Regions from separate parts of the Homo sapiens genome. Here region 2 is linked to region 1. Evidence: chromatin contacts called from ENCODE Hi-C or POLR2A ChIA-PET data. All regions are on one chromosome and are shown on one strand. The core of a region is the stretch at or near the end of the contact, and the rest is flanking DNA. Distances in the headings are between cores, read along the strand shown.

Evidence for each region. Hi-C counts contacts between places; a loop is a spot of excess contacts on that map. ChIA-PET counts read pairs that join two places held with the same protein, here RNA polymerase II (POLR2A). Pooled maps may share reads with other maps.
Region 2: a map of naive thymus-derived CD4-positive, alpha-beta T cell shows a loop between it and region 1 (2.0-fold over the local background). The contact joins two enhancer-like sites. A Hi-C loop is called at or near these places in 1 of 168 maps with a recorded cell type or tissue (naive thymus-derived CD4-positive, alpha-beta T cell) and 1 of 50 pooled maps. POLR2A ChIA-PET finds 5 or more read pairs at or near these places in 5 of 52 experiments (A673, AG04450, CD4-positive, alpha-beta T cell and 2 more).

What each region holds. Positions count from the first base shown.
Region 1 is chr1:212,184,750-212,189,619 of GRCh38, forward strand. No RefSeq gene overlaps it. Among named protein-coding and RNA genes, the nearest start is that of LINC02608, 98 kb to the right of the region's middle. RefSeq lists enhancers at 1,858-2,152, 2,103-2,152, 2,203-2,262. Within about 2 kb of position 2,027, at least 4 of the 41 ENCODE cell types and tissues checked have a DNase peak (open chromatin) inside an H3K27ac peak, as active enhancers do.
Region 2 is chr1:212,117,036-212,121,905 of GRCh38, forward strand. No RefSeq gene overlaps it. Among named protein-coding and RNA genes, the nearest start is that of MIR3122, 42 kb to the left of the region's middle. Within about 2 kb of position 2,621, at least 6 of the 41 ENCODE cell types and tissues checked have a DNase peak (open chromatin) inside an H3K27ac peak, as active enhancers do.

The DNA of each region.
Region 1 (4,870 bases), core at 777-3,276:
TTCAGTTCCCATTAGGCAGAGTGGAAAGACCTCATCACACACAGAGCATTAAGTAGAGTCCACAGAAGGGTATGGTCATGGTGGTGGGGCTAAATAAGCCCTAGACTACCTGTTGCTCTGGACCCACCCTAACAAAGCTTAAAAGCAAGCCTTGAAGGGATCAGATTAAATCTAAGTAACTTAACTGAACAAAGTAGAGCATTATTTAAAGGATTACAACAAAATCTAGTATCCAACAAGGTAAAATTCACAATATCCAGCGACCAGTCGAAGCTTGCCAAGCATGCATCACAATAGGAAAATAGTACCCATAACTAGGAGAAAAGTCAGTCAGTAAAAACAGACCCAGAAGTGGCAGAGATGATGAAATTAGCAGATAAGAACCTTAAAAACAACTACTATAAGCATGCTTCACATGCTGAGGAAGATAGAAAACCTGAGCCAGGTGTGGTGGCTCACGACTGTAATCCCAGCACTTTGGGAGGCAGAGGCGGGTGGATCACTTGAGGTCAGGAGGCAGAGGCGGGTGGATCACTTGAGGTCGGGAGGCAGAGGCGGGTGGATCACTTGAGGTCAGGAGGCAGAGGCGGGTGGATCACTTGAGGTCAGGAGGCAGAGGCGGGTGGATCACTTGAAGCCAGGAGTTCGGGACCAGACTGGCCAATACAGTGAAGTCCCGACTCTATTAAAAATACAAAAATTAGCTGGGCGTGGTGGCATGCACCTGTAATCCCAGCTACTTGGAAGGCCGAGGCATGAGAATTGCTTGAACCCCGGAGGCGGAGGTTGCAGTGAGCTGAGACACCACCACTGCACTCCAGCCTGAGCGATAGAGACTCTGTCTCAAAAAAGAAAATAAAAATAGATAGAAAACATGAACACAATGAAAGGATAAACTGAAGATACAAAAAAGATCCAAACGAAACTCCTAGAGATGAAAAATACATTTGAAATGGAAAGTATACTGCATGGGATTAAGAACAAATTGGACGATGCAAAAGAAAAGATCAATAAATTGAAAACATAGCAATAGAAACTGTCTAGAGAAAAACAACTAAAGAAACAAAAAATAAAGAGAGAGAGGTAAAGAGAGTGAGCTTCAGTTACCTGAGAGACAATATTAAGCAGTTTAACATGGAATTTAAGTCCCAGAAGAGGGGAATAAGAAATTTTTTTTGAAAAAATAATGGCTGAAAATTTCCCCAAATTGATGAAAACCATAAACTCACGCATACAAGAAGCTCAATAATCTCCAAGCAGAGTAAATATAAAGAAAACTGGCCAGGCACAGTGTCTCACACCTGTAATCTCAGCACTTTAGGAGGCTGAGGCAAGAGGATCGCTTGAGCCCAGGAGTTTGAGACCAGCCTCAGCAACATAGTGAGACCTTGCCTTTATTTAAAAAAAAAAAAAAAAATGAAGGCATGGTGGCACACACCTGTGGTCCCAGCTACTGGAAAGGCTGAGGTAGGAGGATTGCTTGGGCCCAGGAGGCAGAGGTTGCAGTGAACCGAGATTGTGCTACTCTAGTCTGGGTGACAGAGTGAGACTCTGTCTCAAAATAAAATAAAAAATCAACCTTGGACCTTCGTTTGTCACCCAGAAATTCAGTCAACGGGTCAGTCCATCAGACCAATAGCAGTAGTGAGCACCACTTGCATAGAGAAAAAAGCCAGCCCGCCAGGATAAAATAGGAGGGTCCCGAGGCCTTAACTGTGCAGAAGTGCTTCCCACACAAAGGTTTCCTCACCTGTCAGTGTCTACCCCAACAAGCACCAGAGAACCATCATGAAAATGTACAGTGAATGTGAGGGAGGGCCAATCACATTAACATTAAATGTGAGGGAGGGCCAATCACATTAACATTAAATGTGAGGGAGGGCCAATCACATTAACATTAGCAGGACTGTACCTTGAAACCGTTAACCCTGGGAGAAAGAATGGTTGAACAGTAAGCTTTCTGCATTGTTGAGATGAAGCCAGCAACAGTAGGCAAGAAGGTCGTAGCAGGAAGAAGGAAGTATTCTCTGGAGACCAACTCTCCTGTTTCAGTTTCGTCCCTGGGGCTAGTCCTGCTGAGTCCTGTAAGGTAGTAGTGTGGTGGTTCTTAATCTTTTTTTTTTCTTTTCGTGTTGGAGGCACATCTTTGACTATTAGAATTTGGTGTAGCAGATTTGAAAAAATATGTATTGTAAAACTGAAAATGATACCAAAGTAAGCAGTAATTTCACCTGCAGTCATTGCCAAAATATTAAGTTCTCACAGCATTTACAGCACTCATAGAGGCAGCACCAGTTTTCGGTCCTTCTATAATACATCACCATCTAGAAACGGCCTGTTTATAGACCCCTAAAGCCATCTCTTACATACTCTAGAGACAAAGTTCTCATGTGTTCCAGTCAACACAGGAGTTTTTTTGTTGATTTGTTTAGGGTGGGGGTGGTGGGTGCTGGCTCCATGTCATATTATTTCCTCCTCTATCTAGAAGAAAGTTTACGTCGCTCTCTGTACCCATAATGTGAACCCCTTGAGTCAGCAGTGAGTATTCTGACATACACTGAATCCTCAGTTGTAGCAAAAAGTGATTTTTTTTTTTTGAGATGAAGTCCCACTCTTGTCACCCAGGCTGGAGTGCAGTGGCACAATCTCAGCTCACTGCAACCTCCGCCTCCCGGGTTCAAGTGATTCTCCTGCTTCAACCTCCCAGGTAGCTGGGATTACAGGTGGCCTGCCACCATGCCCAGCTAATTTTTGTATTTTTAGTAGAGATGGGGAGACGGGGTTTCACCGTGTTGGCCAGGCTGGTCTCAAACTCCTGACCTCAGATGATCTACCCGCCTCAGCCTCCCAAAGTGCTAAGATTACAGGCGTGAGCCACTGCTCCCGGCCCTCAAAAGGTGATCTTTAGTATTTTTAGTAGAGACAGGGTTTAACCGTGTTAGCCAGGATGGTCTCGATCTCCTGACCTTGTGATCTGCCCATCTCGGCCTTCCAAAGTGTTGGAATTACAGGTGTGAGCCACTGCACCCAGCCGCATTGGCCAATATTTGACAGTGCCCTGTGAAAGGATTGGCAGGAGAAGAAAATAAATAGGAAACAGTTTTCCAGCCACAAGAAATTCAACTCAATTCAATCAAGGCTGACTAAACACCTGCTGCATCTAAGTCCTTGAGCCAGGGTGGGCTTCTGTCCCTAGCAGAGGCTCTTCAGCCTGGAGGCGCACCGCTGGGCTGGGGCAGGACCAGTTAAAAGTGAGGAAACCATACATGTACGTCAGAGATATGTTTTCTCTCTTTTCCCTTTGGGAAGATGTTCTTGGGAGTTCTTTGCCAGGAAGTTGGTCACTTCCTGCCCAAATGATGAGGTTTCCAAAAGGTATAAATAGATTCACTTGCCACATGGAATTGGCTGAAGATGCCTCCACATGCCAGAAGGAAGCCTTGGGAGGGTTCTTTCCAGTATCAGGGAGCTCAGAGACAGGAGGCAGCAGCTGCCAGAGAAGCAGCACCAGCACCAGCCGGGCCCAGTGGGCTTCAGGGCTGAGGGCAAAAGGGCCTGGAAAAGTAACAAGTCTGTTGCGGAAAGTGCCGGGACTAACGTGCTGTGAGTACGGTGAAGCATATGAGAGAAAAGAGCATAGTAAATGATGAATAAGTATAAGAAATGCGGCCGGGCGCAGTGACTCACACCTATAGGCCCAGCACTTTGGGAGGCCGAGTCGGGCAGATCATCTGAGGTCAGGAGTTCGAGACCAGCCTGGCCAACATGGTGGAACTCTGTCTCTACGAAAAATGCAAAAATTAGCTGGGCATGGTGGCGCACACCTATAATCCCAGCTACTCTGGAGGCTGAGGATGGAGAATTGCTTGAACATGGGAGGTGGAGGTTCCAGTGAGCTGAGATCATGCCACTGCACGCCAGCTGAGGCAACAGAGTGAGACTTCGTCTCAAAAAAAAAAAAAGTAAGAAATGCGTTTGTAAGGATCTGCAGAAGGAAAAAAGAAGACTACTAGAAATGTCAGTACCTGCTCAGTGAGTCATGCAGGGTGAACCACATACAGGAAGGGGTCAGAGGGTGCAAGAAGGGGAAGAACATGATAACTTATAGGGCCAAAGGCTGTGAGACTCACCTGGTTGTGCTAAAGAATTCTCCATGTAGGCATTGGTGTTACATTCAAATTTGTGTTGCACATATATTGTTTTTGTGTAACTTTAAGTGCGTACTAAGTTCTATTGGTACTTTATCCATGGGAGTAATTAAATTATCAAACACATCCTTTTTTGCTAATGGTATTGCTCTGCCAAGGTAAAAAGGACCCCTGCCTTGGGCCTTTGCTTTAGACCTTAATTATTCAAAGTGTGGCCCTTGTACCAGCAGCATCAACAGCACCTGGAAGCTTGGGAGAAATGCAGAATATCAGGCCCTACCCCATACCTACTTAATAAGATCCCAGGTGATTCACATGTGCATTAAAGTCAGAGAACTGTGCTTCCTCCAGCTGTGTCTCTCCTCACTGCAGGCACGGTCCTCAGGGCCAAGGAGACGTGGCCATCCAGCACCCCTTCCCTTCTAGATCATGCTCCAGGTAGCTGGGACACCAGAATACTCTGGACATTGGCCCTCTCTGACCCTGCCCCCAGAGTTTTTGTGGCCCATCCCCTCAGGGATGGCCTCATTGCCACCATGAGATCTCTGGGCCTGAGAGGTGGCCTCGGGGCAGCTGTTGGCAGGACATGTGGACAGAGGTTGGACCACATTCTGGAGTATCCACAGGCTTGCATATGAGGTCCCTTGGACAGAGCCAGAAGCAGGAAAGGAAGCAGAGGAAGGAAGTCATCGTGTCCTGTGCCACCACATTTCAGGGCAGGA
Region 2 (4,870 bases), core at 1,371-3,870, 67 kb before region 1:
AAGAACTAATATTTACAGTGCCTAATATGAGCCAGGCTCTGTGCAAGGCTCTTTAATAAATATAACCCTAATAAGAGTATCATTATTATTCTCACTTTGCAGATAAAGCAACTAAATCTAGGCCAGTCACAGTGGCTCACACCTGTAATCCCAGCACTTTGGGAGGCCAGGGGGTGGATTACTTGAGGTCAGGAGTTTGAGACCAGCCTGGCCTACATAGTGAAACCCCATCTCTACTAAAAATACAAAAATTGGCCAGGCATGGTGGCACGTGCCTATAATCCCAGCTACTCAGGAGGCTAAGGCGGGAGGATCGCTTGAACCCGGGAGGCGGAGGTTGAAGTGAGCCAAGATCGTGCCACTGTATTCTAGCCTGGGCAACAGAGCAAGACTTCCTTTAAAAAAAGAATGAAAAGAAAGAGAGAGAGGAGAAGAGAGAAAGAAACTAAATCTCTTTGAATTTAAGTGATTTGCCCATGGAAGGTAGTGAGTGGCAGAGGGGGGATTTAAGTCCCAGCTTCCAAAGCCTGTTGACATGGAAATGACTTTAAATAACCATCATGACAATTGTAATGTCTTCTCTCTTCCCTAGAGAATGGGAACTGGGACAGCACAGCCCCGCTGAACAGTGGAGGTATCTGGGGTTGTGGCACATGGGGCCCTGAGGGAAGCTCATCTGGGAGCTAGTTCAGTCAAACACAAGGAAGAAGAGCATGGAAGGTTGCCCTGAGAGTCTAGATGCCCACTGGGACCAGAGAGCAATGATCTCTGGTCTAAATTTACCAGAAGTATTAAAGAGTCAGAAATGAAATATACATACATCCACTGGGTACAGTGGCTCACGCCTGTAATCCCAGCACTTTGGGAGGCCAAAGCGGGCAGATCACGAGGTCAGGAGTTTGAGACCAGCCTGGCCAACATGGTGAAACCCCCGTCTCTACTAAAAATACAAAAATTAGCCGGGCATGGTGATGCGCACCTGTAATCCCAGCTACTCAGGAGGCTGAGGCAGGAGAATCACTTGAACCCGGGAGGCAGAGGTTGCAGTGAGCCAAGATCACCCCACTGCACTCCAGCCTGGGCGACAGAGCAAGACTCCATCTCAAAAAAGAAAAAAAAAGAAATATACATACGTCCAATTAAGAGTGAACTGGGGATGATTTAAAAGATTGCTAGCTGCAGCAGAAGCTCTGATGAAAGTCAGCAAACTTTCCACAGAGCTCTTAAGAAGAGAACAGTATAAATGTGTCACCCAGATACCATAATCTTGACTCTGCTATCTACTGATCCTGTGACCTTATGCAAGTTACTTCATTTCTCTGAGCCCCAGTGTCCTCACTGAAAAACAGGAAAGGTGATAACAGTGCTTTCTCTGTTGTCATCGGAGGATTAAATAAATTACTATATATGTAAGGTGCCTAGGCAAGTGTCAGTCGTGTACTACATTTTAACTTTTTATGATTATCCTGGGGGTGCTAAAGTCCCTACCTTGAAGTGCAAATGGTGGGGAAGACAGTCAGACACACATGGTCTTAATGGAATGGGTTGTTGAAGGCTCCAACACCACAGAGAGCTTGTACGTTTTCAGCTGCACTCAGCAATCTGGGAGCAGAGCCAAAGAAAACTGAGGTAGGGATTACCCAAGGTGGGAAGTCAGCACAGGCGACCCAGGGAAGAGTGAAAGTATGCGGGACCCATGGGCACCCTGGAAACGGCAGGCCAAGGGATCCAGGCTGGATGTGGAGGGTGCAAGAGATTCTGGGAAGGGTGAGCAGGTGAGGAAGAATTACCTGAAGCAGACAGGTAGAAAGAAGCTAAGATGTTTGTGGTCAGAGTAGGGTTGTAAGAATTTGGTATGATATGGGCCATTCTGATGCCCATGTCCAAAGTATATTTGTTACAGTGAATGACAGGTTGGGCAGATGTTATTTGTAGGTTTTAGAAAACAATAGTGAAGCTAAGATACCAGAAAAGTAAAAAAACAGGTGACAGAAGAGGAAGTTGTCATGAAAGCTACAAGGCAGGTGTTAAGCCACTGAGGAGGGCAAGAGAATGTGCTGGACACCAGCGAACAGTTGAGTGGACTGAGCCAGCAGTAAAACAGGATGATGTGCCCAAGAAGGGTGGGGAAGCCGGGGTCTGGAGAAGCTGGGGTCAGGAGGTTGGAGAATGTCAGCCTGTTCTGACCCTGAGGAAGAGAGATGGGGCCTGGTGGCAGGCCAGGTTTTCATTTAGGATGAGAAGGGGGAAGGAGTGTGTGTGAAAAGAATGGAGGAGGTAAGGAAAGGGTGTTCACCAGATAGCTGGTGCTGTACAGCCCAGGGGCACAGAGACACCTGCAAAAGCCCAGGGATAGTTAGCAGCAAAACGCTGTCCTGGATTACTGCCCTGCCAGGAAGTGAGAGTGAGAGGCCAGGTTATGTCCCCACATAGCCCTGCCAGGGCCCTCCACTGCAGTGCAAGAGACAGGCTTGCAGGACTCAGCCCGAGAAAGAATCTGGGCTCCTGAGTCAAAGCAGCATCCTATTTCTGCTACATTCAGCCTGCTGAGTAATGGCTCCAAAGGCAATGCCAGCAGCTCACAGGGCACAAGGGGAAAGTGAGAAGCAGGGCCTGGCACCTTATTTTTGGAGCTGCTGTCAAAGGCCCAGCCCTCTGGTTCTGTGTGCCTGACACTCAGCGACAGCTCTCAGTGTGAGCTTGGATAACCAGCCCTGCAGGCACTGGCTGAGGTGCCCAGAGAGGCAGGCCCTGTGAGAAAGACGAGTTATGTGACTTCACCGAAGACAGGGAGAATGGAGTCTTTACTTCTTAAAGGAGTTCTTACTTCTTGAAGGAGTCAATCTCATTGGTCATCCCAGCTGGGCTAGTGCCTCAGCCTGAAGTCCCTTAGGAGTGAGCCTTGTATTCTTTCGCTGCTCACTTGTTCTTTGAAAATTACCTAAAATGATGGTGACATGCGGAACACACACAAACTTGAGGTGTTTGTTAAAGTGAGCAGTTTGAGCTAGAGTGGACTTTGAGCTGGTTTCCAAAGGCAGGGATGCCACTCACACTCTCCCAGCCAGTCCTCCATGTGTCCCCAGTGATGCTCCTGGCTACAGCTAGGGCTCAGTCTAATGTGAAAACAGAGTGACATTAGTTGTCGCATAATCACAAAGGTCAAACTTGTGATCCTTTGAGCACAGTGCTCTGGAAACTTGAGCTAACTGGCCCTGAGAACCTTTGAGACCAGCCTTTGGGTTAATTTCTGCTAAACAGATAGAACCAGACTCAGCCCTGGGGATACTCATGGCTCTTGGATAGTAGATCTGGTTCCCTTAAATCTCCAGTCTTCCTTAGACCCATCCAGATCCCCCAAGTCTGGGCTCTAGGTGAGTAGCCATTAATATCTTAATTTCCTATATGCTGACCCACCTTTTTCTTTAAAAGTATATCCTATTGATTCCTTGGGATTTTTTCTTAGGAATTCAATTTCTCTCATATTAAATATGCTTATGAAATAAAGGAATTGGGGCCAGAAACAGTGGCTCACGCCTGTAATCCCAACACTTTGGGAGGCCAAGGCAGGTGGATCACCTGCAGTCGGGAGTTCGAGACCAACATGGAAAAACCCCGTCTCTACTAAAAATACAGAATTAGCCAGGCGTGGTGGCGCATGCCTGTAATCCCAGCTACTCCGGTGGCTGAGGCAGGAGAATTGATTAAAACCAGGAGTAAGAGGTTGCGGTGAGCCAAGATTGCGCCATTGCACTCCAGCCTGGGCAACAAGAGCGAAACTCCGTCTCAAAATAAATAAATAAATAAGTAAAGGAATTGGAATCCAATGAGATTGAGTGGTTTGCACTGAATGGTCATAAGAACTTTATAGCACAGCAGTGATTAGAGCCCCACAGTCTCTGCCTCTGTCAGTTGGCCCATCCTCCACCTGCTGACCTCTGGTTTGTGCCAGTCTAAGACCCAAACCACTTATGACCACAGGTGTGGACCTCTTCTATGTGATAGTCTGGACATCACTGTGTTGGGTAATGGTCATCACTACACTGGGGGAACTTTCTGACAGATTCCTTTCTGTGATAAGCCCAACCGGGTGGAATTCTATTGTGCCCAGAGATAATTGTCCTGCAGTCAGAGCATTCTATGTTTTTCTCTGTCGTTGATTAATCAAGAGGGTTTCAGGCTTCCCTGTAGGCAAAATGTCTAAAGCATAAAAATGGTGAGATCTGTGTTCTGAATTCCATTAGTTTTTCTGTGGCTACAACTGGGTCTTACTCATTTATCAGATTAAATGCAATAGTGTTAGAAACAGGCTGGGTACAGTGGCTCACGCCTGTAATCCCAGCACTTTGGGAGGCCAAGACAGGCAGATCACTTGAGGTCAGGAGTTCAAGACCAGCCTAGCCAACAATGGCAAAACCCCATCTCTGCTAAAAATACAAAAATTAGTCAGCATGGTGGCACGTCCTGTAGTCTCAGCTGCTTGGGAGGTTGAGGCAGGAGAATCACTTGAACCCAGGAGGCAGAGGTTGCAGTGAGCCAGGATCACACCACTGCACTCCAGCCTGGGTGACAGAGCAGGATTTCTTAACGTTTAGAGGTTATCCACATTTTTGAGACTCTTTGAAATCTAAGGACACATACCCCAGAAAAATTCACAAGATGCTTATATACAAAATGTTGCTTATAAGAGTGTGAGGAGGGGCTGCAAGTTTGTAAACCCTATAAAGCCCATTGATGGAGTCTGGGGGATTTGTAGATCTCTGTTTAAAGATGCCTTAAACTACTCTAAGCCAATTCAAGCTCGAGCACAGTGCTGATGGAACAAGGTTGGTAGGTTTGGTCCCTATGTGGTCGAGCTAACTTTGTACAC